Linked DNA regions of Homo sapiens: region 1 is linked to region 2. A link is a contact called in ENCODE Hi-C or POLR2A ChIA-PET data. All regions are on one chromosome and are shown on one strand. The core of a region is the stretch at or near the end of the contact, and the rest is flanking DNA. Distances in the headings are between cores, read along the strand shown.

What was found. Hi-C counts contacts between places; a loop is a spot of excess contacts on that map. ChIA-PET counts read pairs that join two places held with the same protein, here RNA polymerase II (POLR2A). Pooled maps may share reads with other maps.
Region 1: a loop to region 2 is called in a map of gastrocnemius medialis, with 14 times the contacts of the local background. The contact joins the enhancer-like site here to the promoter of OGA in region 2. A Hi-C loop is called at or near these places in 1 of 168 maps with a recorded cell type or tissue (gastrocnemius medialis) and 2 of 50 pooled maps. POLR2A ChIA-PET finds 5 or more read pairs at or near these places in 1 of 52 experiments (activated T-cell).

Annotation. Positions count from the first base shown.
Region 1 is chr10:104,346,898-104,352,666 of GRCh38, reverse strand. It overlaps CFAP58-DT (CFAP58 divergent transcript), which reads left to right. Exons shown (of 2, transcript NR_108036.1): 2 at 740-1,366. It also overlaps a transcript of CFAP58 not described here. Among named protein-coding and RNA genes, the nearest start is that of CFAP58-DT, 3.8 kb to the left of the region's middle. RefSeq lists enhancers at 442-551, 572-621, 1,380-1,439, 2,670-2,789, 2,260-3,184. Within about 2 kb of position 2,891, at least 15 of the 41 ENCODE cell types and tissues checked have a DNase peak (open chromatin) inside an H3K27ac peak, as active enhancers do.
Region 2 is chr10:101,814,094-101,820,287 of GRCh38, reverse strand. It overlaps OGA (O-GlcNAcase), which reads left to right and starts at 1,844. Exons shown (of 16, transcript NM_012215.5): 1 at 1,844-2,464. The coding sequence starts at 2,266. It overlaps KCNIP2-AS1 (KCNIP2 antisense RNA 1), which reads right to left and starts at 1,220. Exons shown (of 3, transcript NR_045118.1): 1 at 1,040-1,220. RefSeq lists enhancers at 1,815-1,934, 1,736-2,311 and silencers at 2,085-2,144, 2,225-2,284.

The sequences.
Region 1 (5,769 bases), core at 1,642-4,141, 2.5 Mb before region 2:
CCTCTGTGCAAATTCCTCTGAAATATATGCCAAGGAGTAAGATTGTTAAAGTTATAGGGATGCACAGGGACATTTGCTTATGCAGCTGCGTCCTGCACAAACACATCCAGCCATGGGGCAATGGAGGCTGAAAAACTGTCTCTACTCTCTTTCCCGTGCCATGTGCCCTACTGGAGAAAGGTGTGCACTTTTTATTCTCACAAAATCTCTGTACGCCAGCCAAGTCATGAACCTAGAAGGCTGTAACTATCTAGAGGGTGTGATATTTTCAAACTCATCTGGCCAGATGAACAGTTTTCCAAGAGCACAACGATGCCCAGTAGCCTAGTACAAGCCCTGGGTACTTACCAAGCACTTTAAGATTGTGTACCAGAGTTACTGCCCTACGCTGCACTCCAGTGTGGGGTTTCCATCCAACACTTCCATCCATCCCTTCCAGAAGGTGATAGGTCTTTTTTATTAAACACTCATAAAGTGTTTAGTAAATACCAGATACTATTCTAAGTGCTTTGCAAATATTGACTCATCTAATTAGCTAATTTTCTAATTTCTGTCAATATGATGAAAGTAGTGTAAGCTCATTTTTTGCTTTCATTTTCACTTCTCTAACTACTAGTGAATTTTTTGACCATTTCTTTATACATTCATAGGCTACTTGAGATTCCCTTCTGTGAACTGCCTTTTCAGTGTCTGTGTCTATTTTTCTATTGATCTTTTTTCTTTTTCTTTTGATTTACAGATATCTTTGAGAAGCCTGGACATCAATCTGCTTTAGAAGACTAGAAACTCTGCCTTTATGTCTTTAAGGGAACAATAGTCCTTAACTTTGATACTGTGGCTCTTTAGCTCTTTTTTTCCCTATATTTTTTATATAGTTTTTTGGTATTATTTAGACCTCCTTAACCCCACGGTCATAAAGGTATTCTCCCATCATTTTTTTCTATCCATTAGCTTCATAGTTTTACTTTTTTACATTCAGTTATCTAATCCATCTGGAGTTCTCCTTCCCATATGGTGTGAGATAGGGATCTAACTATATTTTTCTCCATGGGGTGAGCAAATTTTCCAACAACCCATGTCAAACAATCCATTCTTTCCAAATTGGTTTGGGGAAGTTTCCAAATAGACATGAGTATGTTCTGAGCTCTCTGGTTTGTTCATGTGTCAGTACCACAAGGTTTTGTCACTGTGGGTTTTTAGTTAGTCATCATGCTTGAAGGGCAAGTTCCCCATTCCAAATTCTTCTGTGTTAAGATTGCTTTGTCTATCCACGGGCCTTTATCCTCCCTTATAATGTTTAGAGTAAGTTTGTCAAGTTTATGAGAACTGTGTTGGGTTGATGAATAAATGCAAGGAAAACTGGCAACTGTGCAGTGACATCTCATTCATGACCTGACACTGTATATCTGGTGGACAAAAAGAGGGAAATGTGGCTGAGTCATAATGTGCATGGAGGTTGCTGGAGAGGTGGCAGATGAACTGGAGAGGCAGGCTGAACCACACTGTAAGCCAAGCTAATAGAAATGAGCTTGAAATGGGACAGGCAACCCAGCTCAGGCTGCTTTGTGTGTTCACAGGAAACCTGATTACACATTGGGACCATCGGTTTGTAGGATTGCCATGATCCAGAGAAACTCCATAACATTTCTGAAAGTATATAACAAAAATAAAGACCTAGAGGGCCCTGGTCACCCATACGTTGCACTGATGTCAAGTGCAGGGCTGTGTGTCTTCCCATGTCCAAGGGATCTCCTAAAAGAGCTTTCATAAGTAGGTGCCCTGCATAGGTGACAGCAGTTCAATCCAGTAAACAATTTTTTAAGGAACGTACTGCATGGTAGGCACAAGGCTGCCCACAGGAAGCACCAAGGTGACTATGGCAGAGTCACTGCCCTTTGCATTCACAATCTGTATTAGGGGAAAGACAGAAGGGAACATCTACAGTTAATTCTAATGCAATAAGATGGTATCATTTAGTATATGCCATTTTAACAGAAAGCACAATGGGAGCTCAGAGAATCTAGATACTGGTATCTGAGACCTTACTTATAGGAGGACAAAAAGACCCAAATATGACTGAGCAATCAAAGAACCACAAGGAGGTAGAAAGGCGCGTGACATGTTCAGCTCATAGGAAAGAGATGCAGGGGGCATCAACACAGATGGATGAATGGATGAAAGGATGGGTGGTCGGACATATCAATTTATGCTGATGAAACAAAATGTTTGATTTCCAATTTTCTGGATTACAGAAGACTAGTCACCACCCTGCTCCCCTGTGTTGTTGTAATAACAAGAATCACTAGGTGGCATTATAGTATCAAAGTCCTCACCTTTCAGAGCCTCTAGGAGAAACACACCCAACAAGATCGCGTCAGCCCCTAATTTAGACAAATGAGTGCTTCTATTCATCTCATTTCTCATTATATCCACTTAATTTATTTCTTGAGCACCTACTATATGTCCAGCCCTATGTTGCATACTGTGGAGAGAGAATACAAAAGGAGTTGAAGACACGATCTTCTCCCTTGAGGAGCATCAGGAGAAGCAAATTGTGCACGCCAACACTCCCCTTAAAAGATTTTCTGACAACAGTCCGAGACAGGATATAGTAAGCACTGAAATGAGGATGTCAGTAAATAAGGTCCTGTGTAATCTGGCCCTTTCGACTTTCTGGTGCCAGCTCCCATCACTCACTCCTTGTTACACTGGTTCTTTCAATTCCCTGGGTAGCCATGCTCTTTCCCACTGCCTGGAATTCACAAATGCTGATCTTCCTGTCTGGAATACTTGACTCTCTCTCTTTCTCTCTTCAGCTGGCTGGCTCCCATCCAATCTTCTTTCAGATCTCACTTCTTCACATTACTTTCAGTCTCACTTCCCCAGACTACCTTTTCCAGCATTGTGTATTCTACTTCTTGCATCATCCCACAGTGGTAACTAATGGCCTAGTCATGTAAATAGTTGCTTAATACCTGTGTTCCCTACCACACCGTCAAACTACAGGAGCTCTAAGATGATGCACGTCTTCTTCACCCCTGTCTCCACTGGTGTTAGGGGCTGAATTGTGTCCCTCCAAAATTCATAAGTTAATGTCCAGATGCCCCCTACTTCAGAATGTGATGGTATTTGGAGATAGAGCCTTTAAAGAGGTGATTAAGTTAAAATAAGGCCGATCAGACTGGTATCCTTACAAGAAGAGGAAAATTGGTCACACAAAGAGACACGAGGTATGTGATGTGTGCACAGAGAGGAATGACAGTGAAAAGGAGACTATCTGCACAACAAAGAGAGGGGCTTCAGAAGAATTCAAACCTGCTGACACTTTGATCTTGGACTTCTAACCTCCATAACTGTGAGGAAATCAATTTTTTTGTTTGTTTTGTTTTGTTTTGTTTTGTTTTGGTGTGGAGGCGTTTGAGACGGAATCTCACTCTGTTGCCCAGGCTGGAGTGCAGTGGCACAATCTCGGCTCACTGCAACCTCCGCCTCCCAGGTTCAAGCGATTCTCCTGCCTCAGCCTCCAGAGTAGCTGGGACTACAGGTGCACACCACCACACCCAGCTAATTTTTTATATTTTTGTTAGAGACAGAGTTTCAACGTGTTAGCCAGGCTGGTCTCAAACTCCTGACCTCAAGTGATCCTTCTGCCGTGGCCTCCCAAAATGCTGGGATTACAGGTGTGAGCCACCACACCTGGCCTCAATTTTTGTTTTCTAAGCCACCCAGTCTGTGGTATTTTGTTATAACAGCCCTAGCGAACTAACATAACCAGCCAGCACTCTGCTGTATAAGTAACTGTTCAGTGAATCACTACTGAATGAGTTCTAAAGTAAGGAAGCCCAGTGAACCATGACATCTTAAAGAAAGGTACATGGTAGACATGGCTCTTGAACTTGACCTTAAATGATATGTATGAGTTAGAGACACGGAAGGAAGTTAAAAGAATCTCAAGTATGGGGAACAGCACTGGGCAGAAACCAAGGCAAGAATCCAAAAATCCTGCTTTAGGCAGGGTGAGGTCCCTATCAGGTACTTGTGGACACTAAAGTTGACAAGAGGGCATGGGTGAATAGCAGAGAGCCTTGGAAGGATAGAAGAGAAGTGCCTCCAAACTCAAGGACTAGGGACAGTCAAGAACACACCCATTTTTTCTGCCAGATATCTCAAATACATGATCATGAGATATACTACCTCTGCAAAGCTCCTTATTTAAACCTGGATAGAATCGCCTCTTAGAACTTCTCAGGTGCGTGCTGTAACACAGTAATAAGAACAGTATTTATACCCAGTGTTCACCTCTTCAATAGTACCCAGTGAAGATATGAAGTAAACCTCCAAAAAAGCAGAAACACTGACTTGCAGGCCTACATGTAAATTCCTAGCCTGTAATGCAAAGCAATTGTGCCCTGACAGAAATCGACCTCTGTCATAGATCAGAGAGGTCCCAGAGGCTATTTTGGGGGTGTCTGTATCATCCACAATCTCCTCTGAGATTATTAACTCCCACCCAGAATTACGTCCCTCTCTGAAGCCATGATGCTCTAGGCCACCCTACATACCTCCCCAGGGCCACAGCTGATGGGTCAAGGTGGAGACCTGACCCACATGAAGCCAGTTCTATTATTTTCCCTTGGAATTTATAACAGGGACCAAGAGCAAGTCAATCATTGCTCAGGTCTGGAACTGAGCATGTGAAGCCCAGGAGAGGCAGAGAAAGGCAGGCTGTATGGAGGGAAGAATAAAGCAAATAAATGAGGGGAATCCACAGACCAAAAACAGGAAGCGAAAGATGGGAGAGGGAGCTTCTTCCTTGGTGGCCGATGCCCTGTGGGAACCTGGTGGCAGGTCCCTTGAGAGACCCAGCAACACCTGCTCTCTTGGATTCTGCTAGATACTTTGTATCCTCCTAACAAAATAACCTTATTTGTTTAAGCTAGATGAAGTGAGTTTTCTTTGTATATATCAGAAATAAAAAAAAAATTTTAAAGCCTGCATCAACACAGATCCTGTTTGCACAGGCATTCTTGTGGCATTGCTGGATTTAGTGTCTATGGAATCTAAAAACTACATTTGGGGCCCTTAACGACATGGTAAAAACTGCTCCTGTCATCATATCTAATATTTTTCCTCCAGACTGTTGGGAAGATGAAAAGCCCACGTGTTACAGAAAATTGTTATCATTTATCAGCCAACCATATGGTCACCTTAGATGACAGAGCAGAGTCCCCACTGGCTAGTGTTCTCCAAAACTGTTGGGGGCATATTTTATTCCTTTAATCTTCTCCTTTTCCAGACTACTGCAGCACTAACTTAACAGAACATTTGTTGAGCATTTGACATCAGCTCCCAAAGGGTCTCCAGACAAACTCCCCTCGTGACACCTGAGGAGGCACCGAAGCTCAGGCAGATTTATTAGGAAGACTGAAAGGTCAGGCACCAGGTAGAAGCACTGAGGGAGCAGCCACAGCGGGTAAGCATTTTTACCAGGAGAAGGAGACAGCAGTGTCATAACTACCCAGTCGTCTTACCTGCCTTGAATTTTATTGGCTTAAAAGCAGCTGCTCTCTTCTCCCACACAGATTACTTTTGGGTATGACTGGTTAGGCTAGATCATTCAGTTGGTGCTTCTTGCCCAAGACACCAAGGTTGCAGTTTGATGTCCTACTCAGGACTGGTAAGGACGTGCACAAGTCAATCGGTGGACCAGATTGGTTAAAAAGCTTAAGTGGGTCAAGCGCGATGGCTCACTCCTGTAATACCAGCACT
Region 2 (6,194 bases), core at 595-3,094:
ACTGGAGGATCACCTGAGCCCAAGAGTTTGAGACCAGCTTGGGCAAGATGTTGAGACCCCCGTCTCTACCAAAAATGAACAAATTAAAAGAGTGTGGTGGCGGGCACTCGCCTATAGTCCCAGCTACTCGGGATGGCTAAGGCGGGAAGATCCCTTGAGAGCCCAGGAATTCGATACTTAAGCTATGATTGCACTAGCCTGCGTGGCAAAATGAGACCTCTTCTCTTACAAAAAAAAAAAAAAAAAAAAAATTGTGTTCTCAACCCCAACGGACCACAATATCCAGTAAAGCTGCTATGGCCCCTAACTCTCAGCACAGGAGGTCCCTTAAGAAAATGCTTGTCCGGCCGGGCGCGGTGGCTCACACCTGTAATCCCAGCACTTTGGGAGGCCGAGGCAGGTGGATCACCTGAGGTCAGGAGTTCAAGACTAGCCTAGTCAACGTGGCGAAACCCCGTCTCTATTAAAAACACAAAATTAGCCGGGTGTGGTGGCGGGTGCCTGTAGTCTCAGCTACTCGAGAGGTTGAGGCAGGAGAATAGCCTGAGCCCAGGAGGTGAAGGCTGCAGTGAGCCGAGATTGCGCCACTGCGCTCCTGCGCTCCAGCCTGGGCGACAGAGTGAAACTCTGTCTCAAAAAAAAAAAAAAAGTTTGCTCCTAACCCCCATCTCAACAATCCAGGACTGAAAAGAAGAGGGACCATGAAAGTCCCTGAAACTACAAGTTGGGCTACGGCTAAAGAAGGTAAATATCAGACTGAAGTGTAAGATGGACATTACTAAGTCTTAATCATCATTTCATGTTTATACCTCACAGGTTGAGATAGATTTCTCAAGCATCATAAATGTAAAGTGCATTAGGGTAGGTCTACAAGAGAGCTCTGAGAACATACAGCAAGGAGACCCAAACCCATCTAGGGCTCAGGGAAGGCTTCCCAAGGAAGCGATGCCCATGCCGAGGCCGAAGGGATCTCATGCCCCACTGCACACACCGCGCGCTCCCCATTCCCAAACAAGGCAGGCTTTTCATGCCTCCCTACCTTTGGACTCTGTTGTTCGTTCCACTTTCCTGGAGTGCTGTCTTCCCTCCCCTTCTGCTCAGTCAGGCTAACTTCACATCCTTTATAATCCAGCTGAAAAGTGAAGCCATGCCCACGGCCTCTCCCCAAAGGAGGAGTGAGTATCACCTGTTCTGAGCTCCGAAGTTCTTGGGGACACCTTGTGGGAACTGCGTGTGTGGTGGCTTGTCTCCACCACCGTACTGTGAGCTCATAGTGTTCTAGAGCCCAGCACGAGGCAAGCTCTATAGATGTCTACTGAATGAAGGAATGAACGAATGATTACATTTTAAATGGGATTAGGGGAAAATGATTCAAGGCAGAGGGGTGAGCTGAGCTCCTTGGAATGGTGTCTTTACCGAACCAAGCCTGGGTTAGGCAGATGTAATGAGCCCACCTATTACAAGAATCTCCATAGAAAGTAGGTCAGTTCTTTCCTATCTCTTTAAGAACGAGAGGCCGCGGCTCCGCGCCTGCGCACTGAGAGAATAAACACCTCTCCTTTTCACCTTCCCCCCTTCTCCCTATTGCCCCAACCGGCGGCAGCCTCCTCCCATACTCCCCTCCTTCGGGGCGGGTAATGGTCCGTCCGTCCCAGGGTGCCAGGCTTGTTTCGGAGGGTGGCAAGCAGAAATGGTACATTCCACTGCCTTCATTACCTTCTGCTTTTCGCGTCTCCTGTTCTATTTCCCCCTACCTAAAGAAGCTTAATAGGCTAGCCCCAAAGAAGGCGGGGGAGCCGGGCGGAGGGGACCGGTCTGAGCCGGTCTGCAGCGCAAGCGCAGTGCGGATAAACAGGAAGCGGGCGGTGGAGGCAGCAGCAGAGGGAGAGCTCGGGGCTTGGAGGGGAAACAGCGGAAGACCTAAGATTATCGGGAGGGCAGCAGAGGCAGAGAACGAGGACAGGACCCTTGGCCGTCTTCTTCCAGGGAACGAGAGGTCACAGCCTCGCTCTCCGCTTAGGCTTCTGGCGCCCCAGCTTAAAGCCGAGGCTGCGGCTGACAAAGGGCTCGCGCCGGTGCCGCCGCCCTTCTCATCCGGGCATTCGGGTCCCTGCGGAGAGGGAGGGGGAAGGGCAGAGGGGGAGGGGAAGGAGCCGGAGGGGCGCACACTTGGAGCTGAAGCCCTCTCCAGGGCTCCGGGCCGGTGCCCCAACGGACAGAGGTCGAGGAGGACCCGCAGAGGTGGCAGCGGCCGGGGGCAGGAGGATGGTGCAGAAGGAGAGTCAAGCGACGTTGGAGGAGCGGGAGAGCGAGCTCAGCTCCAACCCTGCCGCCTCTGCGGGGGCATCGCTGGAGCCGCCGGCAGCTCCGGCACCCGGAGAAGACAACCCCGCCGGGGCTGGGGGAGCGGCGGTGGCCGGGGCTGCAGGAGGGGCTCGGCGGTTCCTCTGCGGTGTGGTGGAAGGTGAGCGCCCTCCTTCCCTCCCCGTTTTGGCACTAACACGTTCTGTCCTCGGGAGGAGGGTGGTGGCGGGGATTTTGGAGACTCTAAAAGGCCGGAAAGCCTCTGGGTCTGAAATGTGGCCCTCCTAAAGCGAGGGGAGAGACGAGATGTTGGGCGAATCTCCTTGCACGTCTTAAGACGGCGTCGAATTCCCCCCTGGCCACTCACAAGTCTGACCCCACCCGTCTTGGGCTTGGAGCCAGGCCACCTCCTAAGGAGGCGGTGGTTAAGAGCCTGGTGTTCTGTTAGCCTCTGAGTTCTACTTCTTTGTACCTTGGGATCTTATTCCCTAGGGTTGTCTGGTTCCAGTGAAAAAATATGTGTAGTGCTTCTGTCACCACCCTTTGTGGAAAATCGGCCCACACTGACGTGCTTGTACTTCTGGAGTGAAGAGAAGCACGTTTGGCCTATAGTATTTCAAGTTCCACTTGGCTTAGAATATTTTTGTTGCTTCCCCCCACCCCCGCAAAGATTCATTTGCAACTTAGAAAATTGCCCTCTTTCCCAGCTACTGTACTTTGCTCTCGAGGGATGAAACTTTGGCTTTAATCACAGATTCTCGAAGTATCTGAGATGCGTAATTGGAATTTAGTGACCGCAGAAGCGGCTTTAAAAATGCCCTTCTCGCCTTTTTTCCCATTTACAGTCGAAAAGAACGATGGACTTTTTGGTAGTGAGGGAAAATTACCAGATGCTTGTTTCAGTTTCTGGATGAGAATGGACAGATAGTCCACCTTGCAGCTCTGTAGAGGCACGAATCGGTTACATTATTAGTCTTTCCGCAGTTACAGCATGTATTTGAATTTTCTGAAGTATTTTGGCCGATTCAGAGTTTCCTAGATGTCTGTTTTATATCTCTCTCGTATGTAATGGCGTGGATAAGGGTAAAAAATATATATATTTAAAAAACCAAAAAGGTATGGAAAAAGGATTGCTCTCGACGTTGAGAACATCAGCTTTTCTGTTTTTTTTCACCATATAAATTAGAGTATTCTTTCGAAAAATGGGTGGTGGTTATGGTACAGACCATAACAGGCTACTTTGCTGCTACAGTAAGGCATGAAAGAGTTCAGCGAAGTTAACTGTCTTGCAGAATTTGGGGGATTACAGAATGGAAAACTGCTATATAGTATTCATCAAAAATGATTGCATTGTGTGACTTATATCGTTGTATTTATTGGCTTGAGTGCAGGGAGATTTTAGAAAAAGAATCTGGTTTTTGTTATCAAAGATCTTGGAGTGGGGATGAGAGAGTGCTGGGAAATTTCGGAGCTAGACTGGAATGAGTCTAAGGAAACTTGCCAGTCCATTATACCTTCAGTTATAAAAGGAGAAAACTCATTTGGTTTAAATTCGTTTGTTTAGAATAGCATTAAAAGGCGATTCTTCCTATTTAAAGAACAGAGTTGTCTGCCATTCTCTCGTTTATTCCTCCTCCCTCCCGTGCCCTTGTATATTTTCTTAGTGACTGAGCACCTGAGCCAGCACTGATTTTTTGTGTGTTTTGTTGTTTTTGTTTTGGGAGACGGAGTCTCGCTCTGTCGCCCAGGCTGGAGTGCAGTGGCGTGATCGCGGCTCACTGCAACCTCCGCCTCCCGGGTTCGAGCAATTCTCCTCCCTCACCCTCCCAAGTAGCTGGGACTGCAGACACGGGCCCGGCTAATTTTTTGTATTTTAGTAGAAACGGGTTTCACCGTGTTGCCCAGGCAGGTTTCCACCTACGGAGCTCAGGCAGTCCGCCCGCCTCGGTCTTCCAAAGTGCTAAGATTACAGGCGTGAACTACCGCGCCTGGCTTTTTTTTTTTTTTTTTTTTTTTTTTTCTCTCTTTTTGATACCTCTTGGTTGGCACCAGCCGTAAAATGAATGAGCATAGAAATACTATAGTTACTGCTAGGATTTCTTTTTTGTTTTCTTTCCATCACAAAACTCTCTTGGTTTTTAACTTACATTAACAGCATTGCTTCCTCTTTGTGGTGCCAGTCAACCGAAACCATGAACCTGACTCTCAAAAGAGCCAAGGTAGGGTTTCTAAAGATTAAAATGTTTAATTAAGCTAGACATTTGAAAAGTCTTTTTTTATATTGGAGCAACTCTGAAAGGATGTTTAATGCCTACTCCTTAAAAAAAAAATGATAATGCTAAGTGCCGTAGGGATGCTAAAGACTTGTATAGGTCTGCCTGATCAAGAATATTTTATATTGGCCGGGCGCGGTGGCTCACGCCTGTAATCCCAGCACTTTGGGAGGCCGAGGCGGGCGGATCACGAGGTCAGGAGATCGATACTAGCCTGGCCAACATGGCGAAACCCTGTCTCTACTAAAAATAGAAAAAATTAGCCGGGCGTGGTGGCGGGCTCCTGTAATCCCAACTACTCGGGAGGCTGAGACAGGAGAATCGCTTGAACCCGGGAGTTGGAGGCGTAGATTGCATTGAGCCGAGATAGTGCCACTGCACTCCAGCCTGGGCGACAGAGTGAGATTCCGCCTGAGAAAAAAAAAAAAGAATATTTTGTATCACTTGTGAGAGGCTAACATTAGATTGTCCAGATGAAAGTGCTACAGTTATACATTGGTATGTAATGAATTTTAATTTGGTCTGTCATTGTCCTTTTTGTGGTGCAGAGGAGTCATTCTGCCTAGAGATTGGAGCTAAAATACATTGCAGAAATTTGTTTTAGACTAGTCTCTTATGTAGATTGTGTGGGTTTATGTAGAACATTTTGTGTTCAGAATGCTTTTATTAACCTTCTTCATGGTACTCTTGAGAGGCTGTCCTTATCTCTTACTGATGATTAGACTGAGACAAGTGGAAAGTAAAGGTTAGACAAGATGTAAAGTGTGTGGTTTGAGCTGTGATGAGCACACTAGGGAGTTCCAGATACCAGTTTGATGCTTATTCAACCATTTAGGTTATCGGTCTGCGAGTTTGTTTTCTGCAGTGTGTGCATAACTAGTGTTTTGTCCTCTTAGAGGATACTCTGGGGACATTCTTGAGTTTTCTTTGTTTATTCCTTTCCGTTTAAGGACCAGAAGTAATATTCTTGAATTTTCATTTGTTCAGATCTTTGCTCTGTAATTAAGATTGCGTGAGAGTTTGTTGTTTGGGCCAGTTAGGCTGTTGAATTTCTTGGGAATGTGGTTTCAGGCATTTTTTGGTCCCTTTGATTATATCATTGTATGTGGAACTTTTTTTGAGAGAGAGAGTTTTGCTCTGTCACCTAGGCTGGAATGCAATGGCGCGGATCTTGGCTCACCGCAGCCTCCGCCTCCTGGATTCAAGCAGTTCTCCTGCCCTAGCCTCCCAAGTAACTGGAATTCCAGTCCTGGCCAGGAACTTTTTTTAAAAAAGAGGAGCACGATCATAAAATTAAGTCAGATTCTTTCCTAATCCTATCTCTGATTTGTTTTTAATTGCTTTACCTGTTTATCTCCCCTCACCCTTTTGTTGTTGTTGTTTGAGATGGAGTCTTGCTCTGTAGCCCAGGCTGTAGTGCAGTGACGCAGTCTCGGCTCACTGCAAGTCCGTCTCCCAGGTTCAAGTGATTGTTGTTTCTCAGCCTCCCAAATAGCTGGGATTACAGGCATTTGCCACCATACCTGGCTAATTTTTGTATTTTTAGTAGAGACATGGTTTCACCATGTTGGCCAGGCTGGGTCTGGAACTCCTGACCTCAAGTGATCTACCTGCCTC